Regions from separate parts of the Homo sapiens genome. Here all the other regions are linked to region 4. The links are chromatin loops, found by intact Hi-C in ENCODE. Cell type or tissue: dorsolateral prefrontal cortex. All regions are shown on one strand.

The links. Peaks named below come from ENCODE experiments on the same cell type or tissue, not always from the same donor. Only the 100,000 strongest peaks of a DNase experiment are listed, where the experiment ranks them.
Region 1: it touches region 4 in a loop (2.5-fold over the local background); 2 of 110 quality-filtered maps call a loop at or near these places.
Region 2: a loop joins it to region 4, with 6 times the contacts of the local background. A loop is called at or near these places in 6 of 110 quality-filtered maps.
Region 3: it touches region 4 in a loop (2.7-fold over the local background); 7 of 110 quality-filtered maps call a loop at or near these places.

The regions. Positions count from the first base shown.
Region 1 is chr6:39,429,186-39,434,185 of GRCh38, reverse strand. KIF6 (kinesin family member 6) reads left to right here. Exons shown (of 23, transcript NM_145027.6): 14 at 3,025-3,133. Among named protein-coding and RNA genes, the nearest start is that of KCNK16, 110 kb to the right of the region's middle. In dorsolateral prefrontal cortex, a CTCF peak has its summit at 2,803 (motif pointing right); a DNase peak (open chromatin) is centred at 2,785; H3K4me3 peaks cover 1,009 bases; H3K27ac peaks cover 1,648 bases.
Region 2 is chr6:39,661,804-39,666,803 of GRCh38, reverse strand. All of the region lies in intron 3 of KIF6 (kinesin family member 6), which reads left to right. Among named protein-coding and RNA genes, the nearest start is that of KIF6, 61 kb to the left of the region's middle. In dorsolateral prefrontal cortex, CTCF peaks have their summits at 2,255 and 2,457 (motif pointing left); no DNase peak of the experiment used is centred here; H3K27ac peaks cover 3,490 bases.
Region 3 is chr6:39,723,398-39,728,397 of GRCh38, reverse strand. It overlaps KIF6 (kinesin family member 6), which reads left to right and starts at 2,990. Exons shown (of 23, transcript NM_145027.6): 1 at 2,990-3,153. The coding sequence starts at 3,088. RefSeq lists silencers at 2,750-2,949, 2,656-2,987, 3,200-3,269. In dorsolateral prefrontal cortex, a CTCF peak has its summit at 2,830; DNase peaks (open chromatin) are centred at 2,917 and 3,387; H3K4me3 peaks cover 1,526 bases; H3K27ac peaks cover 2,684 bases.
Region 4 is chr6:39,889,885-39,894,884 of GRCh38, reverse strand. DAAM2 (dishevelled associated activator of morphogenesis 2) reads right to left here. Exons shown (of 25, transcript NM_001201427.2): 18 at 3,438-3,544; 19 at 3,163-3,251. It overlaps DAAM2-AS1 (DAAM2 antisense RNA 1), which reads left to right. Exons shown (of 4, transcript NR_125831.1): 2 at 3,122-3,262; 3 at 3,506-3,579. Among named protein-coding and RNA genes, the nearest start is that of DAAM2-AS1, 5.0 kb to the left of the region's middle. In dorsolateral prefrontal cortex, a CTCF peak has its summit at 2,178 (motif pointing right); DNase peaks (open chromatin) are centred at 1,438 and 2,174; H3K27ac peaks cover 3,721 bases.

The DNA of each region.
Region 1 (5,000 bases), 460 kb after region 4:
GCACAATGCCTAATATAAATAAATACTTCTTGAGAGAATAAATAGACGATTGTCTCATTAGCAAGGTGAGCTTTTAATCACTCTTTTTGCTCCTTTGCTCTTTCTCTTTCAAATGCATACAGTGCATGCTCAGGGACGGGAACTGCCATAGGAGAAAGAGCCTGTTTTCTAAATCCTCAGAGGGACAAGGAAGTGATTTCTTCAGTAAATAAAAGCCGTTCATTAACTTTGCAGCTGATCCCAAAATGGGGTGAGAAGTGGTATATTAGTGCAATCCAAAGGAGCTGCGCATGAGCTCTGAACAAGCAGAATGGGGATGGGCAAGGGTAGGGCCAGGCTGGGACCTGGGCTCACACACTGGAGCTGCCCGTGAGTCCTTCCCATGTGCCTCCCTCTGTGGACCTCAGCCTTGCCCCAAGTGGTGGCCTTGAAGTCTCTGCAGGCATCCTGGCCTTGCCTTGCCTCTTTGCCTTCCAGCTATGCTTCAGCCACCTCACCTTGGCCTCCCTGAGTGGACATTTGGGAAAACAGCTGACAAGATAATAGCCATCATTCTGATGGCCTTCACCTGTGGTCACCACAATCAAAGAACTCCAACTCCAGAATACTTTGTCCGTGACAGAAGGAAAACCAAGGTTATGTTCCTGATGATAAGCCCTTGGCACTTCAGGACCCCTAAGTGCCTTTTAAGCCACCAAGAGTATTAAATCCTTCCAGTGTAACTTTCCCATAATGTGTACTTTATTCCATTGTAAGTCTTTGAAAGTTGGCGATGCATGTAGAATATGTTATGCTGCTGGCCCCGAATTTCTTAGTAGGACCTTCAAGACCGTACACAACGATCCCAAACTGCCTGCGCTTGTCTCCTCTGTGCCCTCCACGTCCTTTCTGCTCCCACGGCCCAGGCCCCAGTGCACCTCAGGGAAGGTGTGTTTCATGTTGTTTCGTGTTTTCATATTGTCACTTACTTTTGTGTTGTTCGTTGTTGGGAATATAGTTAGTCCCAATGGTTGCTCAGTGCATTGTAAGTTCTCCCAGGAGTGGCTGCCGCCACAGTGCCGTGGGCTCTGGAGTGGTCCTTTCCACCCAGCTGTCCATTCACAGTCAGCTCTGCAGAAAAAGCAGAGCCTGGGAGGGAAGAGGCTGTGAACCCTTCTTCCCTGCAGCTTAAGCAAGCTTTCACTCCCACCCCACACCCCTTTCACCCACCACCCCCACACCTCTGTTGGTGGAAGGCTGCTCATCAGCTCCCCTGCGGGGGGGAGCAATTTGGAGATCCCCCAAGCAGGCTCCAGTGTGGTCTCTGTGGAGCTTTTCTCTTCCCATCTCCAGTCCAAAGTCTCATGCCCTCTACTGTCTGTTATTATTTTATTATGTAGCAAAAGGCATGCACTGTTAGAACTGGGTGCAGACCCGGACAGGGGAAAGGTATGGAATGAATCCGCTGGCTCCTAATGGGCTCTGCTGGTGAAACGTGCCCCTCAATGTCTCTCATGCATCAGGGATCATCTTTCTGCGTCTCACACAAGCGGATTCCCAGGCCTACCCAATTCTAGAGTGTGCAAGGCAGATGTGGAGACAAAGCTGAGTCGTGCCCATTTGCTTCTGATCAGAAAAGGGTGGGGTGTATTTTTGTGCCTCACCATTTAGACATTCTTCACGGTGCTATTTTTATCAAGAGTAATCATTAAATTGGTGTCAGATGGGCTAGTCCAGTTACTCACCCTTAGGATGGGTGATGGGACTCAGAGAGTTTTTTCCAGGCAAGAGGAGACGTGGTATGTGGCCCATATGAAAGCCTCTGCGGAACCCTTGGCCTCAGAGTGAGCCTCACTAACCCTGGACTGTGTTCCCGCAGCAATAACAGCAAGGCTCAGCACCACCCAGCTTCATTCTCAACCTGATTCATTTAACAGATGTATGCTGAGCACCTTCTAAATGCCAGACTTTGAACAAGACACAAGGATTCACAAAACAAACAAACAAAAAACTATTATCTCTACCCCCTGAGAAACTTACATTTCACCAGAAAGGATTGCCATGTGAAGTGGCAGTGTCCACTGGGCTGTGCATATTATAGGTGTATTGATAAGGAACATGGTGAAAAGAGGGTTTGTTCTGCCTGGGCTTTGACGAAAGCTCCACGGAGGTAGAGTTACTGGAGGAAAACATGAGAAAAGGCCTCCCAGGCAAAGGAACCAAGGGCAGAAGCATTAAAAAAAAAAAAATGGCTCTATAGATGCATCCAAAATCCAGCGGTGAATTCAGCTCTCACTGAGGGGTCCCAGGCATACATCTGCGCTGACCCTCACTCCGGGAGGTGGTGAGGAGGAGAGCCTGGTCCTGGCTGTACTGACCGTGGGTCCCAGAAGTTGAACTCTGAACAGCGCCCAGCAGTGAGGGTTGGCCTTTATTGGCAAAGGCGATACAGGATATTGAAGTTAGAGATGACCTAGGGACCCCTGCCATGGCCAGCTCATGAGTCTTGTAACTGAGGACCTAACTCCTGAAGAAGAGCCGAGACCCCCTCACTAACCACAGGAAACAAGAATGAATTGTTATACAGAGACTAAGAGCAGAATTTTCTAGATGCTATCTTTCAGTTTGGATTATAATTCCTTTAACTAAATGCCTGGAAATTTAACAGAAAAACAAAATAGGGCATACCAGGGAGAAATGTGGCACTGAACGATGGTAAGAAAAGGCATTTGCAGACATCCTCGGCAGTCCAGGGCTTGGCGCTGTGGTTTTCATTTCCCCCGAGCAGGCATTCCAAACCCCGCCCCCCACGAGTCACATGGCTGTGCAGGCACAGTCCTGAGGGGTGCAGCGGGTGGCACTGGAAGGGCCTCCTCAGCAGGTTGTCAGCCAGCTGGAAGAGCCTGGGGCCACCTGTCTGGTCAGAGTCTCTCTGCTGTGGGCCTCTTGGAGCCAGGGCTGGTTTTGTGGTCTGACTGAAGTGACAATGAAATTAATAGGATCCTGATGCTGTGACTGAGGCCATTTCCCTGTGTCTCCAAACAGGAATGAGAGAGGAAATGTCATTAGGATGCCAGGAGGCTTTTGAAATCTTCAAGAGGGACCACGCTGACAGCGTTACCATCGATGACAACAAACAGATTCTGAAACAGAGGTAAGGCTGTCTCAGAGAGCAGCTGGTCCTCCGAGGCTCAGCCAGGCCAGCCTAGAAGAGATTTGCTTACTCTGTCCTTCCTAATCTGCCCAACATAACTATTACAAGAAAAGCATAATGTTTATTCAGTTTCACATTTAATTATGTCCAGCCTGGTACAATTCTCCTTCATGTGTGAGCCTCACCATCCCAGTACTACTGGGGTAAGCAACTTTAGGGCAGGGTCTGTTACTGACAGTATCAACGTGATTTACAATTCTCACATCATACATTCATTCTCATCAGCCTGTACTCTATCCATGTCTTACTGTTGCAAAGGAGGGGGGAAAAAGTCTATGGACCAAATTATATTCTTAGAACTGCAGGCACTCCAGCTGTTCTGGAGAGCAGTCCTGTCTTAGTCAAAGAAAATATGTGCACATCTTGTGACCCAGAAGCCTTTGGTGTCTTCTCCAGGCCAAAATTAGAGCAGGCAGGATTATCTGCTGACATGTTGTCAGATGGGGCTGTGCTCTGGACCCCTTCAAAAGAAGCTTACTTAGAGGTATATAATTTCTTTTAGCTAGTCTGTGAGGTATATGCATATCCTCAAACTGTAGCAAACAAACTCTATCAGATGTAGGGGTCTAGAGCTCAGAAGAAAGGGTGAACTCTCATATGTCACATGAGACTGTGGATCCTAGCACACAGTAAGTTTTCAAGAACTATTTGTTGAATTAAAATGAGATCTGAGTTTGAGAATCATATGACAACTCAGGAAGCCTAAGAAGTAGATGAGCTCTCAGGAGAACATGTGGCAGTGCTGAGGCCTAAAGAGGGGAGCCATAAGGGAAAGGAGTTTGAAGGGAAGGTAGAGAGAAAGGAGGCCATAATGGAGACTGAGAAGAAGCATAAAGAAGAGGGGGCGAACCAGGAGAAAATAATGTCCTGATAGCCAAGTCAAGAGGAGAGCCGGCTCCAAGAAGAAGCAGACTGTCAGTAGTGTCAGATGCGACAGAGAAATAAGCAGGAGGGAACTGGGAAGTGTACAGAGATTTTGCAACTAGAAGGCCATTGGCTGGACTGCCGGGCATGGAGGAGCGAGTGAGAAGAAATGTCATTGCCTTCAAAAAGTTGGTGATAGATGAAAATCATTTTTTTTTTTTGAGACAGAGTCTCACTCTGTTGCCCAGCCTGGAGTGCAGTGGTGTGATCTTGGCTCACTGCAACCTCCACCTCCCGGGTTCAAGCGATTCTCCTGCCTCAGCCTCCCAAGTAGCTGGGACTACAGGCACCCGCCACCACACCTGGCTAATTTTTTGTATTTTTAGTAGAGACGGGGTTTCACTGTGTTAGCCACGATGGTCTCATCTGCTGACCTCGTGTTCCGCCCACCTTGGCCTCCCAAAGTGCTGGGATTACAGGCATGAGCCACTGCGCCTGGCCTAAAAACATTTTTAGAAAGAACAAAGAGAGGTAGCTTAAGTAAAAGGGAAGTTGGTTTCAGGATGGGAAAGAATTGGCTAATATTATAGGCCACAGAATAAGCTAATGGTAAGAGAAAGGTAGAGAAACAACAGGAAAAGCTGACACAGCAAGGCTCCTGGAAGACAGGAAGGTAGGGAATAAAAGCTCAGTGGAGGTTAGCCCTGGAAGGGAGCAAGAATGGAAAAACAAATCAAGATGGGGCTGACATTGGCACACTGAGAAGAAGAGAGAGAAAATTAAAGATGACCTAAGTTTTCTCTGTGAAAAAGAAGTTGAGGTAGAATAAGAGACTTGAGGGTGGTGATGAAGGTTTAATACAGCAGCCACAGGGAATGGGAAAGAAGGTAGACCCGGAAGAAGGAAAAAGAAAGGCAAACGGAAAAGCAAACCGCAATGAGGG
Region 2 (5,000 bases), 230 kb after region 4:
ATAGAAAAAGTGAAAACACAGGCGAAAAATGCAAGAAATCTCCCCTGCCAAATTGTTCAATCATGTACGACTTCTGCCCCTTCACACATAACACCATGCTTGCCTTCAAAAAACATCCTTTGTCAGAGAGTAAAAAGAATTCGAGAAGCTCAGCAACTTTCTGGACCAAAGACACTTGCTAATATTGAGCTTTCTCCAGTGTTACAGAACACACTAGGTGGTGAATTATCCTTGACTAGAGATTTGACTGTAGAAGAAGATAGAGTTCTTACGTATATATTTACCACAAAATCTAACATAAAAACTAGCACTTTTTTCACTTTGGCTAATGGTTGGCACTTTCAAAGCTGTCCCCACTATTTTTTAAATCAACTGTATACAATTCATAGTTGTATATTCATATATACAATTCATAGCTCCTGTTAGATCATAAAATTCTAGAACTGATATGCTTGTTTATGTACTAATGACTGGAAAAAACAAAGTACTTTATAAATGCTTATTCAAAGATGTGGTGGACTTTGCAGAAGAAAATAGATTTCAACTGAATTGCCAAACCATAATGACAGATTTGGAATTAGGTGTGATCAAGGCTTCTAAAAATGATTTTTAAGGTGTTACCAACAAAGTTTGTTTTTGCCCAGTGCATTTGGTGAAAAATTCAGATGAGTGGATTGGCCACGAATACTTGAATTTAAAAATGCATGATTTGCCTGTATGACATTCCTTCCAGCTGATGACATTCCAGATTTTAATGAATTAAAACCACATTTGCCTGAAGAAGCCAGTGAAGTAACTGATTTGAAAATAATTATGTTCATGGTAGGATAAGAAGACATGGTGTTGCTGTTTGATCACCAGTATTGTTTCTGTCAAATTTGTGGTCTGTATATGAGTGTATGCAGAATGGATTTCCATGTACCCAAAACAACAAAGAAGCACAGCACAGAAAATGGGAAAATTTAATAGACACTCTTCATGTTTGTGCATGCCAAATAATAGAAGGATTTCAGGAAGATCAGCGTCACATAGAAAATTAATGTGAACATATTCTGCAAGGAGAGTTATGTCCTAAAAGAAAAAAAAAACAGCTCTTCACTGCGATGTAAGACTTCAAAATATAATTAATGATCGTGAAAGTTGGCCAGCTCTTCTGGACAGATCTGTGCAGTTGCTTATAGTCTATTCCTGTAATACACTTTTTCATGTTGAATTTTCTTTTTGGATTTGGGTTTTATTTACTTTTTATAGTTTTTTTAACTATTTAAAATTGTCGGCATTATTTTTTTCCAATTAATTATGCTATGTATTTCATCTTCACATCATTTCCAATACTAGAGTTATAAATTGTGTTGAGACTTTTAGAGAATTCTCATTTGTTGTATGCAGTTTTTGCAAATTTGACTTCACAAAAGTGCATTGTCACCACATTGACTTTGTGTGTAAGCATTGTGCATATTGACTTTGTGTGTAAGCATTGTGCATGTATGCAAAAACATTGTAACTTCCTCTCTAAATGAAGAGATGTCCATTTTGTACGTCTGCATTTGTGAAAGATAAAATTTCTCGAGATTTTGGCTCTTTGGATAACTGAATATATGGGGGTGACCCATCATGGTTTTCCATCAATTTCGTCTTAGGTTGTTCATTTTGGTGTTTCAGATGACCACAGTTATAAAGCTGGGTGCATGCAATTGCCAACCATAGTAGTATATGTTTATACATTTCCCTTTTCGACCTATTTGTTTATGAATACAGCTCATATGCTCATAACTTCATACTCTGCAACTGTCATTGTTATACATGAGGGTTTACACTTGTAAAAATATGTTATTATTGCCTAGTCTGTTGTGTAAAATGACCTATGAAATGTTTTGTCATGTTTTTGTGTTTCTCAAATAAATTCCCTTTTAAAAATGTAAATAAATATCTTTTAGAGAATATTTAAAATTATTCTTCCCAGATTTTGATCTTCCAGGATTTCAACATTTGGCATTACGGTATTAAGGATTGTATCTTTGGGGATTATGATTGACTCCCAAATTAAATCACATAGGGAACAAATGATTTATTCAAATTTTGGAAAGGATGCAAAAAAGCGTCTCTAACTTCTTACTCTCACAACTTTAATTCAAGCTAGAGAAGAGAAAAATATATATGTCTTAGCTATTTTTTGTCTTCCAGATCTCCTGTACTTCAAGCAATTAAATCTTGCTCCCACCCAGTTCATGTTCCTTCTTTACATATCTAATTCACTACCAAATATATTTCACAAATTTTTATGTGAAGTCAACTGTCATGAAAAACACTGTATATTTTGGGTCCGGAGGACACGAATTTATTTAGAAATATCTTGAGAGGACACATAATCCCAGCTCCTTCCGCATGCAGCCATCTGTCAGTGAGATGTTTAGGGGTGAAAAATGAGTTTAATAGTTTTCAGTCTCAGAATCAAGGCTGCCATCATGTGGGGGAAATTAGAGGTAATTGTAAGGTCATTGTCTAAGACTGATTGATGTTTCCAGAAATGGTGATTCTCAGGCTACCTTACCTTCTATTTCTTCTTTGGGATCGCTACTACCCCACCCTGAAACACCAAGCTTGAACTCTCTGACCTGCTTGTTTATGTCTTGACAATCCTAGACAATCCTTTGATTCTCTCCTTTCCCTGGTTTCTTATTATTTATAACAGTTATCACCACGTGAAATCATATTATATACAGCATTTATTTTGTTTTAAACTTGATATTAGTTCCAGTCCTAATTAGTTCTACTAAAATGTAAGCCTCATGAGGACAGGAAGCTTGCTTAATACATATAAGTACTAGGAACAAATCTTTCAACATGTTTATTGGCTTATTTATCTGCTTAGGTATCTAGTAGTGGTGATTAAATTGCTTTACATTTCTTTCTTAAAACTACACTGTCTCATGTGATGTGATCTCTGCCACACCTTCATTCTCTCTTTTGATGTCATTATAAAATGCTGTCTTCAGTCTGTACCTTTAAGGGAAGCCAAATATCACAACTGTTTTTTTCTTTAACAAAAGGCAATTACTTCTTTAGATTTATCTATTTTTTTTAACTTACTGCTCCTTGTAATTCCTTTCCTCCCTGCTCAGCTCATGTCTTAGAAGTGACTGTGCACTCTGCTGCATTGGCTCCGTTCTCTCCAGTTTGATTTGTGCTATATTCATATTTTATAAATTCCCCTCATCAACATATTTTCATAAAGCTTCTTATAGCCAAATCTAAAAGTGCCTGTATTATACTTATTCTGACCTTTCCCAGTTCCCACCTGCAACTGGCCATGCTTCTGCCTTTGGTTTCAGTAGCACATGGTCCCATGTGCTTCTTGAGGGATCTCTGGGACTGACTACTTTTATTTCTAACTCTGCAGTTTATGGCTTAACTCCCTACTTCTCCTCTTCCTGTCATCCATCTGCAATCACCAACCAAGGAACAAATCCTTATAGTCCTATACTTATAGTTCTTATTTTCCACAGTGTCCCTTGGAAATCTTGTTTCAAAATTTAAATTTCCTTGTATCTACAAATAGTCCAAAACAGATTTTTTTCCATTAGTGTTCCTGTGACTGGTTGCTCTAATTTGATCTTCAGAAAGATAGCAAGTTCCACCAGGCACACTTTGGGAGGACGAGGCCAGTGGATCACTTGAGTCCAAGAGTTTGAGACTAGCTTGGGCAACATGGCAAAACCCCATCTCTACCAAAAATACAAAAACTAGCCAGGCATGGCGGTGTGCACCTGTAGTCCCAGCTACTAGGAGGCTGAAGTGGGAGGATCAATTGAGTCTGTGAGGTTGAGGCTGCAGTGAGCCATGATGGTGCCACTGCACTCCAGCCTGGGCAAGACCCTATAAAAAAAAAAAAGAGAGAGAGAAAAGAAGAAAAGAAAAAAAGATACTAAGCTGAAGTTGAATAAACAACTCCATGTGGACGCGTATTTTTGACTATGTGTGTGTGCAGACAATTTTTGGCTCTGAAGACATTGGGGTACGCCAGGCAGAGAAACACCTTGCTTTTGTGGATCTTGTTTTCAGTTTGAGTATTTTATTATTCAAGATAATTTTTTTTGAGATAGGGGCTCAGTATATTGCCCAGGTTGTTCTCAAACTCCTGTACTCAAGCAATCCTTCTGCCTTAGCCTCCAGATAAATCTTTAAAAGGACTTCTTACATTGGGTTTCGAATTGATATTGTCTCTATAAAAGCTGTGTGTTCAAACACCTACTTCAACCTACAAATCTTATGAGACTATTTTTACATTTAGTTATTATATAAGAATAGTCTCTTTCATTTGTTACCCTATTAACATTTGATTAATTCAAATTTAACAGTTGAAATTTTCCTAAACAATTAATTACAATTCTAATTTAGCTAATTAAATTCCCTTAAACATTTTAAACCTCATTTACACATGTAATGTATGTGACTGTCTCAAACACCTCAAATGCCTTGTGGGGCAGACTTACAAACCTAACAAATCATTTTAAGCACATAGCAACTTAAAAAATAGTAAGCAAACATATACCCATAGTAAATCAGCCTCTCTTAACATTTTAATGCTATTTCCAAAATTGAATCAAATGTACTTACACCACTTAATATCCCAAATCTGGAATTGATTATATGTTTTAAATTAAAGTCATAATATTTTTAAGTATTTCAAACTCTTTAAATAAAACAACTAGAATGGCCCAATGATATGAAAAGTACACTTAAATATATTCTATAATGTTATTAAGAGTATGGGTTTGATTTACTTTATCTCTATTCTTAATTATTTAAACTTTCCTGGGGTGCCAAGGTCTCCAGTACAATTAAAGTAAGCAGTTTTACCATCCATGGATGGCTGAGTATACCAGGTTGAAAAATCAGAATATCAGTATGATGAATTATTGGTCAGAGACTGACCTGATTTGTATTTTTCAAAGATGGCTCCTGGTTGCTAAGTGGAGAAGGATTGAGGGAGGTTAGAA
Region 3 (5,000 bases), 170 kb after region 4:
ATACTTATGTTACCACAACCACAATCTAAATATGCAACAGTTCCATCACCCCCCAAAAAACTCTCCCATGTTCATCTGCAGTCAACCCCTTTTCCTACCCTCAGCACCTGGAAACCACTGATCTGTTTTCTATCCTTACAGTTTTTTTTTTTCTCGAATGTCATATATATATACAGATATAAATATAATTATATATGACATATAATATATAACATATATAACATATTATATATGATATATATAATTAGATATATATTATATATAATTCAATTATATATGGAATTATAAAGTACGCAGTGAGTCTGGTATCTTTCACTCATCATAATAAATGTGAGACTTAACCATGTTGTTGTAGGCATCTGTAATTCATTCCTTTTTACGGCATAGATATATCAGTTTGTTTATCTATTTACCAGCTGAAGAACATTTACTTTGTTTCCAGTTTTTGGCAATTGTGAATAAAGCCACTATACACATTCATGTTTAGGTTTCTATGTGAACATAGTTTTCATTTCATTTGGGTTAATAACTAAGAGTGGGATTGTTGTGTCATATGGTAAGTATGTGTATAACTTTATAAGAAATTACAAAACTATTTTACAAAGTGGCTGGTCCATCTTGTTTTCTCATCAGTGATGTTTGAGAGTTCTAGATGCTCTGCATCCATGTCGGCACTTAGTTTTGTCAGTTTTATTTTCTTATTTTTCGCCATTCTAAGAGATGTGTAGTGGTATCTCATTGTGGTTTTAATTTCATTTCATTAATGATTAATGATATTGAGCATATTTTTCATGTGCTTATTTGCCATCCATAGATCCTCTTTGGTGAAGCGTTTGTTCAAATCTTTGCACCCTCCCTTCACCTTAAACAAATGAATTGTTTGTTTTTCTATTATTAGGTTTTAACAGTTTGTATATATTCTGGATGCAAGTCCTTTATCAAGATACGTGTTTTGCAAAAGTTTTCTCCCAATCTGTAGTTAGTCTTTTTGTTTTCTTAAGTGTCTTTCAGCTGGGTGCAGTGGTTCATGGCTGTAATCCCTGCACTTTGGGAGGCTGAGGTGGGTGGATTGCTTGACCTCAGGAGTTCAAGACCAGCCTGGGCAAGATGATGAAATCCTGTCTCTGCAAAAAATACAAAAATTAGCTGAGTGTGATGGCACATGTCTATAAGCCCAGCTACTTGTGGGGCTGAGGCAGGAGAATCGCTTGAGCCCAGGAGGTTGAGGCTGCAGTGAGCCGTGTTCATGCCACTGCACTCCAGCCTGGGGTACAGAGCAAGACCTTGTCTCAAAAAAGAAAGAAAGAAAAAAGGGTGTCTTTAATAAACTTTTTGTTTTGTAAAAAATAATACAGAGAGAACTCGTATACCCATCTCCCAGTTTTCCCCAGTGGTAATGTTTTGCATAACTATAGTACAATATAAAAATCAGGGAATTGACATTGATACAATCCATCAATCTTATTCAATTTTATGTGACTTTTGCCAGTTTTACATGTGCTTATTTGAACATGTGTGTAATTTGTTCTATGCAATGCTATCACATGTGTAGATTTCTGTGATCACCATCACAGTCAAGATACAGAACAGCCCATCACAAGGATTTCTTTTATAACCATACCCTGCACACCTCCCTGGCAATAGTAATAGAACCATACGGTAGTTAGCTTTCGAGTCTGGCTTCTTTCATGAAACATAATTCCCCGAAAATTCAACCAATTTGTTACGTGTATCAACACTTCCTTCCTTCTTAATTGCTGAATGGTATTCCAGTTATTTTAAACTATCAGCTGAAGAACATCTGGGTTTTTTTTCCAGTTTGGGGCTATTACAAATAAAGGTGCTAAAACTATAAACACACATGCGCAGGTTTTTGTGTGAACACACGTTTTCATTCATCTGAGATAAATGCCCAAGAGTGCAATTGCTGTGTCTTAGAGTAGTTGCACCTTTAGTTTTGTAAGAAACTGTCAAACTATTTTCCAGAGTGGCTGTACCTTTATACAGTGTATGTTTTACATTATACATTCCTACCAGTAAAGTGCAACTGATTCAGTTTCTCCACATCTTTGCTAGCATCTGGTGTTGCCACTTTTTTTTTTTTTTTTTTTTTTTAAGCCATTCTGATAGATGAATAGTGATGCCTCATTGTGGTTTTAACTTATATTTCCCACGTGGATAATAATGTTGACTATCTTTTCATGTGCTAACAGTGTTTGAAGAGCTCATCCTTTCTTGCCGTGACCATTGTGTGGGAAACAGTCCCCTTCATCCAGTTTTATCCTTTTCCAAAACAGAGCTAGCCCCACTTCTAATTCCATCATGGCATAGTTTGTATTCCTTGGTTTTGATTTCCTGTTGAAAATCTGTCTCCTTGTCACTTGAGAGACCTTGTGAAGGAAAAAAAAAATCTGTCTCCTTCTTCAGACTGTGATCTCCAAGTGGGCTGGAGCAGTTCTGCAATCTTGGCTCACTACAGCTTCGACCTCCCGGGCTCAAGCGATCCTCCTGCCTCAACCTCCCGAGTAGCTGGGATACAGGCGCGCCACCACGCTTGGCTAACTTTTGTATTTTTTGTAGAGACGGAGTCTCACTATGCTGCCCAGGCTGGTCTCAAATTCCTGGGCTCTAAGCGATCCTACCACCTCGGCTTCCCAAAAACTGCTGGGATTACAAGCATGAGCCACCACGCCCGGCCCAGTGCTGTATTTTTTTTTAAAGGCAAGGGCATGGAGAATAAAATGGGTGAATGAGCGGGGCGGGGCAAGGCATGGTGGTTGTTCCCCTTTAACCACACGGTCCAGGCCGGGTCCGGCGCTAAACCCAGAGCCCAGACACTCGCTCATGCGCATGCGCAGCGCTCTCCTCTCCACCCCCGCCCTCCCCTCCCTAGCCCCGCCCCGTAGTGGCCTCCTTCCGGTCGCGACCAATTAGAGGGAGGAGGCGGGATCCTGGCTGCCAAGGTGCTCACTGGGTAGTGTCCCTAGCTACTGTTGCTAAGACTGTGGGTCGCCGGAGGTGGTGGGAGTTAGTTTTGGCAGCCCGGGCCTGAGAGAGGTCAAGGGTCATTGCAGAGCCAGGGAGGAGATGGTGAAGCAGACTATCCAGATATTCGCGAGGGTGAAGCCCCCTGTCCGGAAGCACCAACAAGGGGTACGGGCTGGAGCCTCCGGGGCGCCGGCGCGGCGGGGCCTCTTGGGCTGGGGTCGGGCGGCGGCACGCGAAGGGGCTGGGCGGAGGTGAGGGGCTTGCTGGTGGGCGCCGAGGCCGCCCGGAATCCCGCACACACTGACCGAGGAGCCCTGCAGCCGCGAAGACCCCCGCGCACTGCTGTCAGCTACGCGACCGACAGCCAGGCCACTCCTACCTGGCACAGCGCAGACCCGGCAGAGAGCCATTTTTTTTGCACCCAGGCACACGTGTTCACGCGGGGGCAGACTAGTGCATGTTCAGTATGCCTGTATAGTGTGCGCTTCAACTACACATAAGCACTTATTGCACCTTTCTGGGAAACTCACGCAGCACCGCACATGCAGATACACTCAAAGGTACATTTTGGCACTCGGGCAAAACGTGCAAGCAAGAGATGCGTGTTTATGTACCTCTGAAATAATACAAATATAGATAGACACAAATGCACAAAGCATACACATATGTAGTACTTTGCACCCAGTGGGGCCTCAGTAATTAGTTGACTGTTGTTATTCTCCAACATAAACGTGAACCTTTACATATACTCCTTGTATTAATAGATATAGGTAGATGCTTAAGCATCCTGACCCAAAGAATACGCATGTGTACTTCATTCAGAAACAATTAACTAAATATTTACCAGGTGCTTCCTCTAGTGTGCTAAATTCAGAAAGGTATAAAGAAGGTTAAGACATTGCCCTGACTCTGAGCAATGATACTTTGTATGCACCTTTTTTTTTTTTTTTTTTTTTTGAGACGGAGTCTCGCTCTGCCACCCAGACTGAAGTGCAGTGGCGCGATCTCGGCTCACTGCAAGCTCTGCCTCTTGGATTCACGCCATTCTCCTGCCTCAACCTCTCAAGTAGCTGGGACTACAGGTGCCCGCCACCACGCCCGGTTAATTTTTTGTGGTTTTAGAAGAGACCGGGTTTCACCCTGTTAGCTAGGATGGTCTCGATCTCCTCCTGATCTTGTGATCCGCCCGCCTCGGCCTCCCAAAGTGCTGGGATTACAGGCGTGAGCCACCGCGCCCAGCACTTTTTATGCTTCTTAAATATTTCAAAACATCCTCTCTTCTGCCTAGAAGGGAGCATAGTCATTCTTATGTATCTTGAGAAATGGCCACCTGACAGGTGCTTTATCTGCATTATCTCTCATTCTCACAAGAACCCTGCAAGGTTGGTGTCATTTTCCGCATTTTACAGATTAGGAAACTGAGTCTCAGGTTAAATAATGTGACCAAGGCACCCAGCTGGGGAGTGGCATAGCTGTAATTTTTTTTTTCAATTTTAGAACATTTATTTTATTCGTTATTATACTTTAAGTCCTGGGGTGCATGTGCAGAACGTACAGGTTTCTCACGTAGGTATACACGTGCCGTGGTGGTTTGCTGCACCCACCAATCTGTCATCTACATTAGGTATTTCTCCTAATGCTATCCCTCCCGTAGCCTCCCACCCCACGACAGGCCCCAGGGTGTGATGTTCCCCTCCCTGTGTGCATGCGTTCTCATTGTTCAGCTCCCACTTATGAGTGAGAACATGTGGTGTTTGGCTTTCTGTTCTTGTTTTAGTTTGCTGAGAATGATGGTTTCCAGCTTCATCCATGTCCCTGCAAACGACATGAACTCATCCTTTTTTATGGCTGCATAGTATTCCATGGTGTATATATATGTACCACATTTTCTTTAACCAGTCTATCACTGATGGGCATTTAGATTGGTTCTATGTCTTTGCTATTGTGAACAGCAGAGCTGTAATTTTAATTAAGGATTTTTGATTTCAAAGCTATCCCCTTTTCGGAAACCT
Region 4 (5,000 bases):
CACTTTGGGAGGCCAAGGTGGGCAGATCACTTGGGCCCAGGAGTTTGAGACCAGCCTAGGCAACATGGTGAAACCCTGTCTCTACAAAAATACAAAAATTAGCCAGGCTGGTGGCATGTGCCTGTAGTGCCAGCTACTTGGGAGGCTGAGATGGGAGGATACCTTGAGCCCAGGAGGCAGAGGTTGCAGTGAGCCAAGATCACACCACTGCACTCCAGCCTGGGTGACAGGGCAGGACCCTGTCTCAAAAAGAAAATAGGTAAAAATTTAAAAAATAAAGTTCAAAACCGATAAAACTAAACTAGCAGTCAAGATGGGTTTGACCTTTAGAGAGGAGGGAGGGGGGTAAAGTTTGGGAGGGGGACATGAAGAAGGCTCTGGGGGGTTGGAAGCTGTATTTCTTGACCTGGGTGTTGATTACACATGTGGTTCCCTTTTTTAATTCTTCAAGTAGGACTCTTATGATTTGTGTACTTTTCTATATGCATGTTATGTTTCAAAAATAGTTTATTTAAAAAGAATACTTGGGAAAGTTTCTGGCAATTTATATTGGTTGGGATGTTTTTTCTAAGGTTTATATGCTATTTGGAAAATCTGCAAAGGAATCCTCCTAAAAATGCTAAAATGTTGGCAAAACAGAAAATGACAAGAGTTCAAAGGAAATCAGTGTAAATGGGAAAACGCCCAGATGCAGTTCTGACATTTTAGATATATTCACAAGAATAATATATTCATGAATATATTCATAAGAATATTACATTTGCAACCATATTCATCTTGACTATATTCGGTGAATGTATTTATAATAAGAATCGGTAAATGTGGTATATTCAGCAATATATTCATAAGAAGAATATATTCAAGAATTGTAAGTTCATGAATATATTCATAGAAGAACTGGTAAATTTGTCAAATTTGGTGAACTAGCTTTTGGCAAATGGACTCAGAGCCCCTGCTGGGGATAGGAGGGCAGGTGTCAACAGCTCATCACACCTAGCTGGGATAGGCTAAATCTTAGCTCTTCCAGGAATACTTCCTGGGAGAACTGGAAGGAAGAATAAGAATCCCATCTTTGCACAATCCTCTTTTCTCCACTTATAGTCACACACACTGATCTGATTCTATAATACACAACTTTAGGCATATCTTTCCTATCTAGCTCTTAGAGGAAAGAGACTTATGTCTGGTCTATACAAGGACAGCAGCCATTGCTATACAGAGCAATTATTATAGAGCAGAGCTATAGAAGAGTAGCTTTCCCCAGCAGATCTTGCTATCCCAAACACATCTTACTCGGCTTAGCTTGATATCAAATGGAGACTCTTTCCTGAATATCCACTGACTAATTCTTTTTTTTTTTCTTTTTTGAGATGGAGTCATGCTCTGTTGCCCAGGCTGGAGTGCAGTGGTTCCATGTCGGCTCACTGCCAGCTCCGCCTCCTGGGTTCATGCCATTCTCCTGCCTCAGCCTCCTGAATAGCTGGGACTACAGGTGCCCACCTCCATGCCCGGCTAATTTTTTTGTATTTTTTAGTAGACACGAGGTTTCACCGTGTTAGCCAGAGTGGTCTCAATCTCCTGACCTTGTGATCCGCCCGCCTTGGCCTCCCAAAGTGCTGGGATTATAGGCATCAGCCACCGCACCCAGCCTCCACTGACTAATTCTTAGGCTCCTGGGAGCAGGAAACTGTCTGAGATTAAACCTTTCTGATGGCTAAGCTACTCTGGTTCCAAATCTCCAAATGGCAATTGCTCACATTTGTTCCACTGACCCAAGACATACAAATAGTTGTGCACACATGTCTTGGGCTGAACCCCTTACTTGTGCTGCATGCTCCAAAGGCAGTCTGCAGCAGGATGAAAGAAAGTTGTGAAGAAGATAAGGATTCACCCATCACCAGGGCAGGAGATATGGCCAGACCTTAGAAATAGAGAGTCACTGCTGCTCTCTTTCCCTCTTGATTGATTATCTATGCTTACCACCTGCAGGTCCCTTGCTGTGTGTGTGTGTAGTGTGAGGGGGAACAAGATCTGATTACAGAAAATGTCTGCCTTAGCTCTGCATGCTCCACCCTATCCATAGACTATCCCTGAAGCATCTCAATGGATTTCAGGAAGGGTTGCTCTCTGGACTGGGCATCTCAGGGAGTACTGACTGGCCCTGGTGTCCAGCAGGGGGTGCCCATGCTCTGTTCTGCCCCCAGCCTGGTAACCTCAACATCCTGGAAACAGGCTTTCTTGCTCCACTCTGCTGACCCTGTCCTCCCCACAAATGAGCCTCCCAGCCTCTCCTGCTTATTGCCTCCTGGGTCCACATGTCTCTGCCCACCGTCCTGACCTCCTGCCTCTCCCAACAACTCCACGCCCCTCCCTGCTGTGCCATCAGCACAGGCAGCCCCTGGGGAGTACTAGGGGACAAGAGGGAAGGGACTGATTTTGAAGATCAGCATCTGCATTCCTACCCTGGTTCCACCACTCACCAGTGTCACAGCCTCGGGACATTAACACAGCCCTACTTTAGAAAGGAGAGAATGGAGCCACATGGAAATTAATAATAGCACCCACCCGTGCGATTGCTGTGATGACCAAATGAGGACCAACCAAGCAGAGTGCTTCACACAGTGCTTGGCGCATGGTTCTCATTGAACTACAAATTTCTCATCTGGAAATGGCCTGTATTGGAAGTGTTCCTGACTCAGAAAATCAGATGCCTTTAGAAATCAGCTTGTGCAATTTCCTACTTTCTGAATGGCTCACACTTAAACTAACGTGCCCAGAAGTCTTCTATGAGCCTAGTACCTCTTAAGTAGAGTAAAGACTGATGAGCTCAGTCCCAGCCAGGCACTGTTGTAGGTGTGGCTATTATTATCTTTTCTACCTTTCCATCCCATGCTGGGGCAGATGTCAACAGACGCCCCACCTTGGAGAGCTTGCATGCTGAGGCATAAGGAACATGTCACAAGGTTGGCGCATGTGCTAATATAAGCAAGTGCATATTTTTATAATAATCATCATTTTAGATTTTGTCTTTGACTTTTTGTTTTTGTTTTTGGGTTGAGAATAAGAAAGGGGTTTCCCTCTGCCCCTATTCACTGGCTCCCACCCACCCTGCCTTTCTCAGATAACTCTCCACTCTAAGCCTCCTGCAACCCTCAGCCCTACCTTCCACTTTGGGCTTTGCCTCAGCCAGCCGCTCCTGGAATTTCTTCTTGAAGAAGAGGGCTTGCAGTCGCTGCTGGTAGTGGTCAATCCTGTAGACAAGGTGAACCATATCTTGAGGTATCCCACCCCTATCCTGGCCAGCCCCAGCTCCCGGAGCCAGCTCCAGTCTCCTCTCAAGCCTGCCCACCTCCATCCCCTTCCTCTTGGCAGAGCCCCACCTGCCCCACCTGCCAGAACCCCACCTGCTTGAATCCCCACCATGCCCATGGCCCAACCTGCTCATTTCATAGAGGAAGCGGTCAGCACGGGCCATCCGCTCAATTTCATGCTTGTGCTCCTCCAGGAGGTCAATGTCACTCTTCTCTGGGATGAACTTGAGGAGCTGCAAAGAGCAGGCGCAAGTCACACAAGCAACTGGTGAGCAGCAGACATGGGGTACAGGGTGTGAGAAGCTGTACTGACTTGGGTCAAGATGGGGAGGGTGCCTTGAAAGAGGGAGGCACCCTCATGTGGACAGATTTCTTTCATCTGCCTGAAGGGGATGACAGGGCACACAGCTCTGAAATTCTTTTTTCTTTTTTAAAATTGAGATGTAACTGATATACAGTATTTCTTTCTTTTTTTTTTTTTTTAATAGGGTCTCACTCTGTCAATCAGGCTAGAATGCAGTGGTATGATCATAGCTCACTGCAGCCGTGACCTCCTGGGCTGAAGCAATACTCCCACCTCAGGTCCTGAGTAGCTGGGAATATAGGCATGTAGCACATACTGGGTTAATTTTTTTTATTTTTTTATTTTGTAAGACTGGACCTCACTACGTAGCCCTGGCTGGTCTTTACCTCCCGAGCTCAAGCAGTCCTCTCACTTCAGCCTCCAAAAGTGCTGAGATTATAGGTGGGAGCCACCACGTCTAGCCTAAAGTACACTATTCTTCAATGTACAGCTCAGTGATTTTTCTTTTCTTTTAAACAAACTTGAGGTATAGTCTACATAAAATAAAATGCACCCATTTTAAATGTGCAGTTCAGTGATTTTTGTCAAATCTCCATCCATTGAATCATCATTCAGATTAAGATAGAGAACATTTCCATCCCCCAGGAAAGTTATTTTTCATCACTTCAGTAAGCCATTCAAGTGAATATAGGCTCTCAACTGAATTCTAGGACCTTAGCCAGATTTGCCTGTCCTTGAACTCATGCTGTATGCTCTCTTTTATGTCTGACTTCTCCCCAGCATAATGTCTAAGGTTCATCCATGTCATGGTAGTTTATTTATTGCTGAGTAGGATTCTACTGTATGAATATACCACAGTCTACTTATTCACTTTCCTATTGATGGACAGTTGGGTTGTTCACAGTTCGGGGAATTTATAAATAAAGTTGCTATAAATAGAGTTGGCCCCTGAGTAACACAGGGTTGAACTGTGCAGGACCACTTGTATGTGGATTTTCTTCTGCCTCTGCCATCCCTGAGACAGCAAGACCAACCATTCCTCTTCCTCCTCCTCAGCGTGAAGACAATGAGGATGAAGACCTTTATGATGATCCACCTCCACTCAATGAACAGTGTCTTTTAATGATTTTTTTTCTTTTTTTTTGATGGAGTCTCACTCTGTTGCCCAGGCTGGAGTGCAATGGCACCATCTCACCTCACTGCAACCTCCGCCTCCTGGGTTCAAGTGATTCTCCTGCCTCAGCCTCCCAAGTAGCTGGGACTACAGGCATGCACCATCACACCTGGCTAATTTTTGTATTTTTAGTAAAGATGGGGTCTCACCATACTGGCCAGGCTGGGCTTGAACTCCTGACCTCAAGTAATTTGTCCACCTCAGCCTCCCA